Linked DNA regions of Mus musculus: region 1 is linked to region 2. A link is a contact called in ENCODE Hi-C or POLR2A ChIA-PET data. All regions are on one chromosome and are shown on one strand. The core of a region is the stretch at or near the end of the contact, and the rest is flanking DNA. Distances in the headings are between cores, read along the strand shown. Region 1 holds the start of Entr1 (endosome associated trafficking regulator 1). Region 2 holds the start of Gpsm1 (G-protein signalling modulator 1 (AGS3-like, C. elegans)).

The links. A loop is a pair of places that touch in the nucleus more often than their neighbours do. ChIA-PET counts read pairs that join two places held with the same protein, here RNA polymerase II (POLR2A).
Region 1: a map of left cerebral cortex shows a loop between it and region 2 (2.1-fold over the local background). The contact joins the promoter of Entr1 here to the promoter of Gpsm1 in region 2. A Hi-C loop is called at or near these places in 1 of 37 maps with a recorded cell type or tissue (left cerebral cortex). POLR2A ChIA-PET finds 5 or more read pairs at or near these places in 4 of 5 experiments (Patski and embryonic stem cell).

What each region holds. Positions count from the first base shown.
Region 1 is chr2:26,387,459-26,393,193 of GRCm38, forward strand. Entr1 (endosome associated trafficking regulator 1) reads right to left here and starts at 1,858. Exons shown (of 10, transcript NM_026563.3): 1 at 1,691-1,858; 2 at 1,458-1,607; 3 at 1,034-1,102; 4 at 98-213. The coding sequence starts at 1,760. It overlaps Pmpca (peptidase (mitochondrial processing) alpha), which reads left to right and starts at 1,890. Exons shown (of 13, transcript NM_173180.3): 1 at 1,890-1,974; 2 at 2,478-2,680; 3 at 2,773-2,852; 4 at 3,037-3,119; 5 at 3,626-3,720; 6 at 4,408-4,508; 7 at 4,954-5,217; 8 at 5,448-5,540; 9 at 5,628-5,735. The coding sequence starts at 1,907.
Region 2 is chr2:26,313,703-26,320,297 of GRCm38, forward strand. It overlaps Gpsm1 (G-protein signalling modulator 1 (AGS3-like, C. elegans)), which reads left to right and starts at 1,831. Exons shown (of 14, transcript NM_153410.5): 1 at 1,831-2,018. The coding sequence starts at 1,951. Gm52505 (a long non-coding RNA gene) reads right to left here and starts at 5,622. Exons shown (of 2, transcript XR_003953775.1): 1 at 5,538-5,622; 2 at 1,647-2,724.

The sequences.
Region 1 (5,735 bases), core at 608-3,107, 74 kb after region 2:
GTCCTGCTTTGCTCCCCACACTCAAGTGTCTGCCTCCAAAGCTGTAAGGTACAAGAGATGTCCTTTAAGGCAACCACTGACAGCTTCCCAGATGTACCTTTGGGTAAATTCGGCTGGTGGTCGTGTCTTCTTTTGACAGGCTGAGGTTCTTGGTTTTCAAAAACTCTTTGAAGGAGAATGGATTGGCTTCTTCAAGGTCTTCAAGTTTGTCACCTGAAAAAACGAACACCACAGAAGACTGTGAAAGGGCCCAACATCCTGTGTTACCATCACGTTTCAACTGTAACTCAAAGAACATTACAGAACATGAGAGCTGCCAAAGAGGTTAGAGAATATGCAGGCTCTCACCCTTTGGCCTCCTTGAGACAACCCTTGCCACTTTAAAAGAAACAAAAAATGCTGTGCCAAACAAAGGTCAAGTCCAGGGGTCCACCCACATTCAGGTAACTGATCTACCTCTGAGTCATATGCCCAGTTCCCCAGTAAAGCCTGTAGGTTGCTGAGGCTGACTTCACTCCACCCCCCTACACATACTACCCCCTGTGCGCACACACAAACACACAACACAGTGGGCTGAAGGCTACTGTAGGCGATTCAAAGCTGCTGAGATGCCACAGTGCATCTCAGGAACTGCTCTATGCCATCCCTTCCTCTGACCTTCTCTCCAACTACCCTAGTTGACCAGCCTCTACCTCCACACCTATCAGACTCAGTTGCTTATGTGGGTCTCATAACACCTACATCTTATGTCGCTTTTTTCTTTTTCTTGGTTTTTCAAGACAGGGTTTCTCTGTGTAGCCCTGGCTGTCCTGGAACTCACTCTGTAGACCAGGCTGACCTCGAACTCAGAAATCCGCCTACCTCTGCCTCCCAAGTGCTGGGATTAAAGGCGTGCGCCACCACTGCCCGGCTCCACTGCTCTTTTGGGCTCCAGGTATATACCCCTTAAACCCTGTCATCCTGAAAGCCCATGGCCAGACCCCTGCCAGGCACTGAGTCTAAGAGGGAAAGAAGACCCACTGAGCTACTCTACCTCCAAAGCGCGTCTCAGGGGCTCCCGAAGGACCTTGGTTAGTACATTTCCCCTTTCCATAGCCAAAACCTGCAAAAAGACATGGTCAGCTCACCGTGATCACAGCAAGCCTTATGACTGCAGCGTTTGTCCAGGGAGGTGAAGACCGCAGACGCCTGACTCCCACTGAGTCTGGGACTAGAAAGCTGTCTTCTGAGGCTGGATGCGGTAAACTACACATCCCTGCGCGCTCTAAGAGCAGCTGCAGGTGGAACGCAGACCCGCTAGGTCCAGCCCCTGGCCTTGCCCAAGCCGGTGGGCTTAAGTGGCCTCCGAGCTCCACCAGGCACTACCTTCCTGCCTTGAGGCGGGCGGGCGGGCTGTGGGGAGGGCTCCCCGCGCTGCCCAGCTCCGCACTGTGGCCGGCGCCCCGACCGACTCTCACCTGTGTCTCCTACCGAAGCCAGCACCGGGCTGGGCACATAGCACATAAACGTCGGCCGAAAGCCGAAGAGATGGGGGTGCAGGTCCCCGCCATGGGGGCGCTCACAGTCTAGCTGGGGGAGACAAGACCGGCGCTCATAGAACGCAGGAGCTGTAAGCGACAACGAGAGCGGCTTCACCGCGGGCCGCCGCCGCCCGCGCCCCCCGGCCCTGCCCCAGCCGCGCGCCGCTCACCGTCGGGAACCACAAGGCTCCGCGTCCGCGATAGAGGGGGCGCGCCCTGCCGCCGCGCGTAGCCCGACATCGCCGCGCCCTAACCCGGCCGCGGCCCCATGGCCCGCAAGGCAGTCGCCGGCCCCTGCCTCATCCGGCTCGGCGGGCCGGAAGCCAGCGCCGAACGCCGCGGGGCGGGGTCGGAAGCGGAAGTGACCGCAGAAGCGCGGCGGCGCGATGGCGACGGCAGTGTGGGCGGCTGCGCGGCTGCTTCGGGGATCTGCGGTGCTGTGCGCGCGGCCCAGGTGAGCCGAGGCCTGTCTCGGTGCGAGGAAGGGAGGACTCGGGGGAGTTGGTACCGGGGGGAACTGGAAGAGAAGAATGGGCCTCTGGATCAGAGCACAGGCGCCTTGGGCCTGGAGAAGGAGCTGGGGACTGGAACCTGGTTGGGAGTGGTCGGCAGAGTCCCTCGGCTGGAGCCTTTAGACCAAAGCGAAGCCCTGAGGGGCCGGGCTTGCCCAGGCCCATATGCACAGGAACTCGTTTCTCACGCAGCCTGCTGATCAGAGTGGACAGTGAAGCCCCAAAGACCGGGGTCGAAGAGATGGCTCAGTAGTTAGGCCTACTGACTGCTTCCCCTGGGTTTGGCTACCAGCGCCCATTTGGTGGCTCACAACCATCTATCTATAACTCCACTATCCAGGGGATCCAAAGCCCTCTTCTGACCTCCATGGACAACGGGCATGCCTGTGATGAACATACATCCGTGACATAAAATAAGACTAAATATTTTGCTGCTCTGCTGTAGGTTTGGATCTCCTGCACACAGACGGTTCAGCAGTGGTGCCACCTACCCCAACATCCCCCTCTCTTCTCCCTTGCCTGGAGTACCCAAGCCTATTTTTGCAACAGTTGATGGACAGGAAAAGTTTGAAACCAAAGTTACCACTCTGGACAATGGGCTTCGTGTGGCATCTCAAAATAAGTTTGGACAATTCTGTACCGTAGGAAGTAAGTTCTATTGGCCATTGTTTTGAAAACTTTCTGTTGATTAAATGTTTTGAATATTTGGCTTAACCTGTCCATTTTCTTTTTATTACCAGTTCTTATTAATTCAGGATCACGATATGAAGCGAAATATCTTAGTGGAATAGCTCATTTTTTGGAAAAATTGGCATTTTCGGTCAGTGTCTAATTTGTAATTTTTATAAGTTTTCAGTTTTCCTTTTTAAGAACTTGTATTAGTTAAGGATCTGAATATGAAGTTGGTGCTCACAAAAGACTTCTGACATGATTTTGTGTGTTTGAAAGCAAATGTACACTTAATGGATTTTGGGTTATTTACTTAAGCTTAATTATTTTTATAGTCCACTGCTCGATTTGACAGCAAAGACGAAATCCTGCTTACGCTGGAAAAACATGGTGGTATCTGTGACTGCCAGACCTCAAGGTATTTCATGTCCATCTGTCCTCCTCATCATGTCCTCCTCATCCTTGGTCAGAGTCTCTTAGAGTCTCTCTGAAAATCCACAGCATGCCTGATGTTGGGGACAGAAAGCATTCCATACTAGTTTCTTCTCTGACATCCTTTGACCTTTAATTGTCCAGGCCTTTACCTGGGAAGAATGCTAAGCTAAACAGGCAGGCTGCTGCTGGCTATCTGAAGCTGGGCATGTGTCCATGTGAAACCAGTCTTCATTTAGACCAGCTGGTTATTTGTCCAGGCCTAGGAAGCCCTGAGTGAGAGACTTCCTCTGTGAAGAGAGGAGAACCAGTTTCCTCTGGTTCCAAAGTATCTCATGGAGAGCTTCACTGTGGGCAGTTGTGGCTCCCAGAAGGCCTTCACACCCAAGAAAGAGGTAGTGGTAGTGTCTTTGCTGGCATGAAGGGCCTCAGTGACTGAGTTGTTATCTGGTGTAAACCATGCACCTGCTATTGTGGCTTATTTCCTTTCAGAGACACCACCATGTATGCTGTGTCTGCTGACAGCAAAGGCTTGGACACTGTGGTGGATCTGTTGGCTGATGTGGTTCTGCACCCCCGACTGACAGGTGTGGCTCTGAGGCTGGGTGGTCAGGAGGAGCTTTGGAAGGGCTATAACTTCCTGTGGGGAGGCACTGTTAGAGCCGGGCACTCATGTGCCAATCATTGGAGAGTGCCAGTGCTGAAACAAGCCTGCAGTGTTCTACACAATGTTTCATCCTTTAATATATCTAAACGAGACCTTAAAGGGTTTACTAAAGTTCTGCTCAGAAATGTCCCTCATCCCGTGTGTAAGCATGAATGCCATGCCTACAGAAGTTTCTCTTGCCTGGTCTCCTTTATCCTCCGAGTCTTTGAGTCCTGTTAGGATGGGAGAGGGCGCAGCAGCTAGCCCTGCCAGCTGCTTTTTGCCCAGTTTCACAGCAGCCTGGCCGCATGTCTCCAGCGGAGGAATGGAGCCCTGACTCAGGGGGTGTCTGGTTCCTAAGTGTTACCACAGCCACCTTGTGTCCTCACAGGTGTGTTTTGGAACAGACAGCAGGTGAAGCAGCAGAGCTTGGAGCAGGTCCAAAGGTCTGCAGAACAGAAAAAGACAAGAGGCCGGGGGCCCTAATTTTCATCTGGCCTCCTCCCTTGCAGGTGCTCCAGAGCTTTTGCTAGCACGATAGCAAGCACCTAGCCAGGCCCGGCTGCTCAGGTCAGTGCTGTCTTCTTCCTTGCTGGTTCAGGCCAAACCCTTGTCTGGACTCTTGCAGATGAAGAAATTGAGATGACGAGGATGGCTGTGCAGTTTGAACTAGAGGACCTGAACATGAGACCTGACCCAGAGCCACTGCTCACCGAGATGATTCATGAAGTAAAACCTCTCCCTGCTGTTGGCCTTGCGGGTGGTTAGGGTCACAGAACAGGCTTAGCTTCCTGGGGTTTTTTGTTTTTGTTTTGTTTTTGTGATAGTTGCTTTTGGTTCAGATTTGGTGTTGAATTCATAACCTCCCTGCCTTGGCTTCCTGTGTGCTAAGATTGTGGGCACATGAGCGAGCTCTCATAGCTGTATTCTTCTGAGCCTGCCATGTCTGCAGTGGTAGCTGTTCCCACTTAGGGTACCACAGTCATTACCATTCCATCTGTGTGGCTCTTCTTGTGTTTTTCAAATCTTCTCTTTGGGGTAAACTTGCTGCTTCCAGACACGGAGCCAAACTGGAGATACTGCCCAGTCTTTTTGTGGCAGATGTGGTCATAGGCCGAGGCGGGGACCTGATTGTTTTTCTCCCTTGGGTTTGTTCTCCTCCTGCCTGCTGCAGGCTGCTTTTAGGGAGAACACAGTGGGTCTGCACCGGTTCTGCCCTGTAGAGAACATAGCGAAGATCGATCGGGAAGTGCTGCACTCCTACCTAAAGAACTACTACACCCCTGACCGCATGGTGCTTGCTGGGGTGGGCGTGGAGCATGAGCACCTAGTAGAATGTGCCAGAAAGTACCTCGTGGGAGCCGAGCCTGCCTGGGGAGCCCCTGGAACGGTGGACGTTGACAGATCAGTGGCACAGTACACTGGGGGGATCATCAAGGTAACTTGGCAGGAAAAGTCTCAGGACTTGTGCCATGTATTCTCTGGGTGTGTTGATGAATGTGTTTATGCTTCTCCTTAGTGTACAATCCAGCACTATGACAGTATGAACACATCCCCTGTTCAAAGCAAGAGGTGACAGGGCTGAGGTCACCTGGTGTCTGATTGAGTGTGGCTGTTTTTGTAGTAGATGTTTGCTGGCTTTATTGACATGTGTCTGGTTGTTTACAGGTGGAAAGAGACATGTCAAATGTCAGCCTTGGCCCAACCCCAATTCCAGAGCTCACACACATCATGGTGGGACTGGAGAGCTGTTCCTTCCTGGTGAGTCCAGGTATAGGTCGGGTGCACCAGTGGGGTCAAGCAACTATGGCCGACTGACACTGACTGGTATGGTTCTGCATTCCATAGGAGGACGACTTCATCCCCTTTGCTGTGCTGAATATGATGATGGGAGGAGGGGGCTCCTTCTCAGCTGGAGGGCCTGGCAAAGGCATGTTCTCCAGGCTCTACCTCAAT
Region 2 (6,595 bases), core at 581-3,080:
TGTATGCCAGGAACCATAAGCACGACACAGGCCTCATCCTCATAGACCCTTTGTGGGTGACAGAACAGAAGCTTGGAGAAAGCAGTAGGGACAGAGATAGTTTTGAAGTTCGTGTCTTTTTTTTTTTTTTTTGGTTTTTCAAGACAGAGTTTCTCTGTATAGCCCTGGCTGTCCTGGAACTCACTTTGTAGACAAGGCTGGCCTTGAACTCAGAAATCTGCCTGCCTCTGCCTCCCAAGTGCTGGGATTAAAGGCGTGCACCACCATGCCCGGCAGTTCATGTCTTTCTAACACAGAAACTGAATCCTCAGACAGCTTGCTTCAGAGCTGACTCGCAACCTGTGGCCCTCTTCCTGACTCAAGGAAGAAGCAAATTTGTCCCCAGTAGAATGTTGTGGGCCTAACAACAGAACCCTGTAACATCACATATGGGGCTCATTGGTTTGGTCCTTGGCAAAGCTGGGGGCCCGCAGGGGCTTGTATTGCTGCAGTATGTCTCTAAGGGCCTCCTAAAACCAAGGCCTGGGAATCTAAGCCCAGTCTGACACCAAGTGGGTCATAGCAGCCTCCATGTGTATGTTGTATCCTTTGAAGGCAACCAGGAAGCGCCTGCATTCCAGAGCCAGGGTCTGCTAGGGACCAGGCCCGAGACTTCAGCAAACGTGGGTGGTGCCTGGCCAGCCATAACACACACTCTGCCTTAGCCAAGAGAGAGCAAGCCCTGGCTCCTGTGGTCTTAGGGGGAGGTGTGGGGACAGCAGCAAGCTTGCGCCTCGCCCCAGGCACAGATGGTTCTCATTGCTCGCTCCTGCTCCTTCCTAGGAAAACAAACTAGCTCAGGGCCAACAGCCCAGTTTTATCTTGTGTTTGTTTTTGTTGCCATTTTTCTCCGCCTGAAGCCACTGTACTGTGGGCTGCGTCTGCAGGGTCTGTCTGGGGTGACCTTGGCATGGTGTCCCTCTTCAGACCAGGGTCCAGGGGTGCAGAAAAACTGCCAAGGACACTGCCATAGTCTGCACCCTGACATGTTCCTGTTCCACTGAGGGTCACAGCTACGTTTTCAAGAAGATTTAGAGTGGCCTGGAGAGAAGAGCAGAGACCTGGGTGAGTCCCAATGGAACTGGCTGTCCAGATGGTGCCCTGTGGCTGGCTGGGGGTTGGCTGAGGTGAAGGCTCCAAGGCTACTCAAGTTGGATGAAGAAAGATCACTCCGAGGTTCAGATCCTCAGGGTCCTGGGAGAACTCAGAGGAGGGTAGGCAGATGAATGAGCAACGGCCAGCCTCCCACGTGGGCTCCTGGTGTTCTTCCAGTATGTTTTCCAAACGCTTGCATTTCACAGATGAAATTCAACATGAAATCTGGTGGTGAAAGCCCTAGGAAGGTAGAGACTTGCCTAGGGCTGGACAGCATCCTCCCACCCTGACTCCATCTAGGAAGACCTGTTTTCTCCTTAGCCCCAGGAGCATCTGCATGGCCTGTACCCCACAAGAGGTGACAGGAAAGGAACAGGATGTGTGTGTGACAGCAAACTCTCGTGTGTGTGTGTGTGTGTGTGTGTGTGTGTGTGTGTGTGTGTGTGTGTAAGAAAAAGCACTAAACTCCAGGCTTAGCAGGGCTTCCCCCCCAAAGAAAAGGAAACACAGCATTGTCCACACTAGAGCAGGACTCTCCTTGCACTGGACCTCAAAGACAGAGCCCCGCCCACCCCACGGTAGGCGGGACCGCCGCAGTGGTGGCCGGTGGGCGCCTGCCCCTCCCCACCCTCCCTCCGCCTGGCGGCGGTGACATCACAGCTCTGGCGGGAGGGGCGGCGGCACCCCAGCACATCACTTCCTCGGCGTCTCCCGCGGACGCGCGGACAGGCGGACGGACGCGCGGACAGGCGGGCAGATCGGCAGGCGGACGGCCGCAGAGCGGGGCGGTGCTCCTGCTCGGCGCGTCCCCGACTCATGGCGAGCCCGGCCCCGCCCGTGGCCGAGGAGCTCCCGGGCCCGGCCTCCAGGCGCCTCTACTCCAGGTAGTTCAAGGACCGGGATGGGAACGGGGACCTGAGCGGCAGACGCGGGCGGGAGGCTGCCGGCCCAGAACAAAGGCTGCTGCGGCGACGCGCAACGTGGCCGGGGACGCGCCTCCCTGGATCTGCGTAGGGAGCGGTGGGGGCGCGGGGCCCAGGGCCCAAAGATCAGTTTCGCGGTAGAGGGGTTGGGACTGGGTTCTGCCTGCAACCCTGTCCTGATGCCAAAAGGGCTTACGGGGCGGGCACTCCACCACCCGGCTCTGCGGGACCCTGAGTAGCATGGATGCCAGTCTTCGTTATCTGGAGTTCTCTTCTCAAGCCTGACACTGCCGTGACCCGGTGTTGGTGTAGCATGGCCACGACCCAGGCTGTCATGATGGGGCCCTGCCTTCACTAGCTATCCCCAGCCCTAGGCCAGAAGGAGCTGGGCCTGAGCCAGGCAAGTGGGTGTGTGCTTCCCTACAAAGGCATTTGCCTTCCAGGCAGGTTCACAGGTGATCGAGCGGTCTGTGCTGTGTGCCCGCCCACTGGGAATGACAGGATAGTCCTGCCCCTGGCTCCATGCCTCCCTGGTGACTCCCTTTTGATGGATGAGGGTGTTCTCCGGTGAGATGCTGATCCCAGAAGTGGACCAGAGCTGTCAGTTCACTCTGGCTTCAGGTTGAGCTGGACCGGCCTGAGTTCTGGGCAGGGGCTGTCATCAGACCTAAAGGAAGGCCCAGCATCCTTCAGTTAGCTTCTGGCCCCCACCTCGTCTAGCCCTTCCCCATATCTGGGGTCTCCCTGTTAGGGGTCAACCCTGAAGAAATCTACTCAAGTGGGGTGGTTCATCAGCTAGCCAAGCTCTGCCTAGTACCCCCAAAGAGCAAAATGAGGGCTTGGTGCCTGGCGAACAGATCCTTGCCGTCCCGTTCTAATACAGTGTTCTAATGCTGCAGCTCAGAGACAGTGTCCCCATTGTGTGGTGTTGAAGATCATGCCTGAGCCCCACACCCTCCTCCAAGTTCTAGTGCAAGGGTAAGAGGTTTGCTAGCAGCTTCTTGGAGTCCCCTGGGAGCAGAGGCTCTGTGGGGTCACATTTAACTCAGGGCCAGCCACCCCTGTGAGAAGGAGGTGTCTACTAGGCAGACTGCAACGTGTGTGTGCATGTGCGTGTGCGTGTGTGTATGTATGTGTGTGCGAGTGCTCGCATGTAAGAGAGGGAGGTGGACATTCAGAGCACAGGTCTCAAAGCTGTGTCAGTTGCTCCCAGTTCCCCCTTGAGGTGACTCACTAGGTAGAACCCTAGCCCCTGTGTAGCTCTCACTGGTTAGGAACAGTATTCAGGATACTGGTTGAGGCCCTGTGCTCAGCTTGGCATCCCTCCAAGCTGAAACCCAAGCTGAGCTCAGAGGGTTGAGCTGGGACCAGATTTAAGCTGTGCAGCCAAGAGCCTTCCCACTGAGCCTTCCAGGAGGCCCGTGAGCTGTTTGGCCTCCACCTGTTGTGTCACAGCCAGGCTTCCCTGGGCTGATATGGGATGTCTTGGTGGGAGACACTCTCTGAATCATCCACTGTCCCACGAGCATCCCCATTCTTACTGGTATCTGACTGAGAGGGTTTGATACTTATAAAATGGGGCTGAAGAGCTGAGAAGAGCCACAGATAATGTCCCTGAATGGCCAGCTCCTCATGGAGTGTAGCGAGGGGCTGGCTCAGGGAGGCAGGAACACTGAGAGGGGTGGGGCAGAATGGAGAGGGTCTCTGTTGAGAATCTCTGGTACACTGGCACTGAGGCCAGAACAGGGGGTTGGGCTAGAGGGTCCCAGAGACAAGTAGCCAGGAAGTCCTTATATGTCCTCTTCTGGACTCCCAGCCCCACGAGGAAGAGGCTAAGGCTTGAGTGAAGCTGGGAAGGGAGGGTTAGCAGGGGAGCCCACATTGGAGTGGCCTTACAAAAGGTGCACCTAGGGTAGGGGCTACTGGTGCCCGGGCATGGCAAGGCCTCTGTGGCCACATGGCCATACAATGCTGGTCCCCTACTTTAGTATCTCTTTCTGTGTTCTCTCCTCAGCGCTGTCCCAGACAGCACAATTCCCCAGGTAGCCCTGCAACCCTGACCTTTAGGTCCTTTCCTGAAGCTAAGATATCTCTTCCCTTCGCAGCTTCTACTGCCCCTTACTCCCTCTCACCCCTTCCCTGGCTGCTGAGGGAAAGTCAGCGTAACTTCCTTCTGTGAGATGCTGGGCAGTGCGGAGCTGTGAGCAAGGGTCTCTCAAGCTTTGGGCCAGGGATCAGTCCCAGGTGTCTGCTCTGCAGAGAAGGGGGCAGGCAGAGATTCAGGTAGCTAGACAGCTCGTTGTGGATACTAGAGGACACCAGGAGACTTAAGGGGACACACAGATGAGATCAGGAGGCCACGAGCAGAGTGTGGAGTCAGCTGCTGCTACAGTGACTGAGATGTGGCAGACAGTGCCTGGGTCTTGGTTCTTGTGTTCTTGGCATCTGTAAGGGGAGTGGCACAGAGCTGTGATCCTTTGAAAGTGGCTCCAGAGGTGACATGGCTTGGGGTCAGGACCGCAGTGTAGAGATGGGTCAGCTGAGTGGGCAGTGCCCTCCTCTTTGGGGAGGTGAAGGATCACTGTTTGTCTGTTCATCTGTAGGTCTGTCTGGCCAGAAGCCAATGCCAGACAAGAGTTGCTCACTCCCAGAATTGGAGTGGCATGGACAGTGGGAGACACTAAGCTCTAGACCCCAGGTGACTTTGATTTTGAGCCTCAAGAGTAGAATTTCAGGCAACCCTTGGAGTGAACAGGCCTTTCAGAGGTCTGAGATAACCCAGCATCTGTTTGTTCAAATGGTGGCACCCCTGGGTGTGTGATCACCTTGACAGGTGACAGGTGGACAGCACCTTCTAGGCCTGCAGAGGTGGGAACAGAGGATCCAGGAACTTGTCTGCTCAGCCTCATCAGACTGACTGCCCCCAGAGGGCAGGAGAAGGTGGAAAGCTGTTGACAGGGAGGTGGGCAGGCCCCAAAGAGCACCCCTGGGGGTTCCAGGCTGGTGTTCCAGAAGTGGTACTCCTGTGCCTCAGAACAGAAAGTAAGAGCCCCAAGTAGTCTCAGCACCTACCCCTGCTGTCCAGCTCCTGTGGCTGCAGCTGTACTCACCCTGTTCTTATCTCTGGGTTCCATAGCCCAAAGACATGTAGCCTGGCAGGGGGGGGGGGCTCCAATGGGGTCTGGTCATGGGGGGGGGGGAGGTGAGGCCAAAATGGGGCAGTGGTCTAGGGAAAGGCCTCTGAGAAGCCACCAGTGCACTGCCCTCACGCACTGGATCAGGTCCTGACTCTGTAGTCCTGCCCATCAGTGGACATTGCTAGCTCCTCTCTACTCTTGGGGTCTCTCCCTTTGCCCCAGAAGGGCTACAAAGGCGGTTGTGTCCTTAGAAGTTAGAGAAAGAGCCCAACTGTGTCGGGACCAGCCTCCATAGACCCTGTGTGGCCCCGCACCCTGGTTAGACCTGGAATCTGGAGCTTACCTTGAAGAGCTGGGTGGATGTGGCCGTGGGCAAGAGTCCCGCAAGCTGAAGAGGACTCTTTGTTCCGGCTCAGTTGAGTTGCCTATGCCAGGATGCAGGGCAGACCAAAAGGCACAGGCTGGAGAGAGGAAAGAGGCCAAGTAACAATGTTGTTCGGAATCCTAACTTTCCCCAGCCATAGGGCAGGCTCTCCTGACTGGCATTCCGAAAGGTGGGAGTCTCTGGCTTTCTGTCAGCGCCAGGTGAGGATCAGAACTGGACTGGGAGATTCTCATGCCCACTAACGTTTTTTTCACCACTAATGTTGCCAGTCCTAGCACTCCCGAAGTCCCTGGGTTCTGGGTCTGAGCTGTATAAAACTGTGCTAAAGGATTGGTTCCCTGCTCCCTGCCCAGCCTCCAAGGAGGACAGAAGGGCAGCAGAGGATTACCTTAGGCTCCCCGCCCCCGCCCGCCCCTCACCATCAGTGTTCATCCATCCATCCTGAGCTGCCCTTGATCCCTTGATCCACATTATATCCTGGGAAGGACAGAGGAGCTGTTGGAGAGCTCGGGGTCTCCTGTAGCCTAGCCTGAAGATCCTGAGATTGGCGTGTCCCCTGGGACTTTTGCCAGAGCTCTGTGATGCTGGCTTCTGCTATGGAGGGCCAGCCTCTGGCCCTGAGCTTGGCAGAGAAGGCTGTGTGCAAGGTGGTATATGGTGCCCCTCGCCCTCGCCCATTGCTGCTGCCCGTGGGCCTGGAGCTGTGGCTGTATGTACAGAAGATGCGTAACCTCCAGAGAAAGAGGTGGGGACCAGGCAGGTATCGGGTGTCAAGGCCGGGTGCCTGGGTGGGTCCAGGCATGATTTGGGGGTGTCTTGGAGTTGGGAGGAACAGGAACCTGCAGAGAAAGGGGTTGAGCAGGTGACAGGTGTCAGATGGGTGTCTGGCATGATTGAGGGCTGTCTTGTGGGGAAGGGCTCTTTATGTCATGACCTAAGTCAGTTTCCCATCTAGTACAGAGTAACCATCACATCGATGCCCCTTCTGGAATATTCCCCAGGGCTTCTCCCCCAGT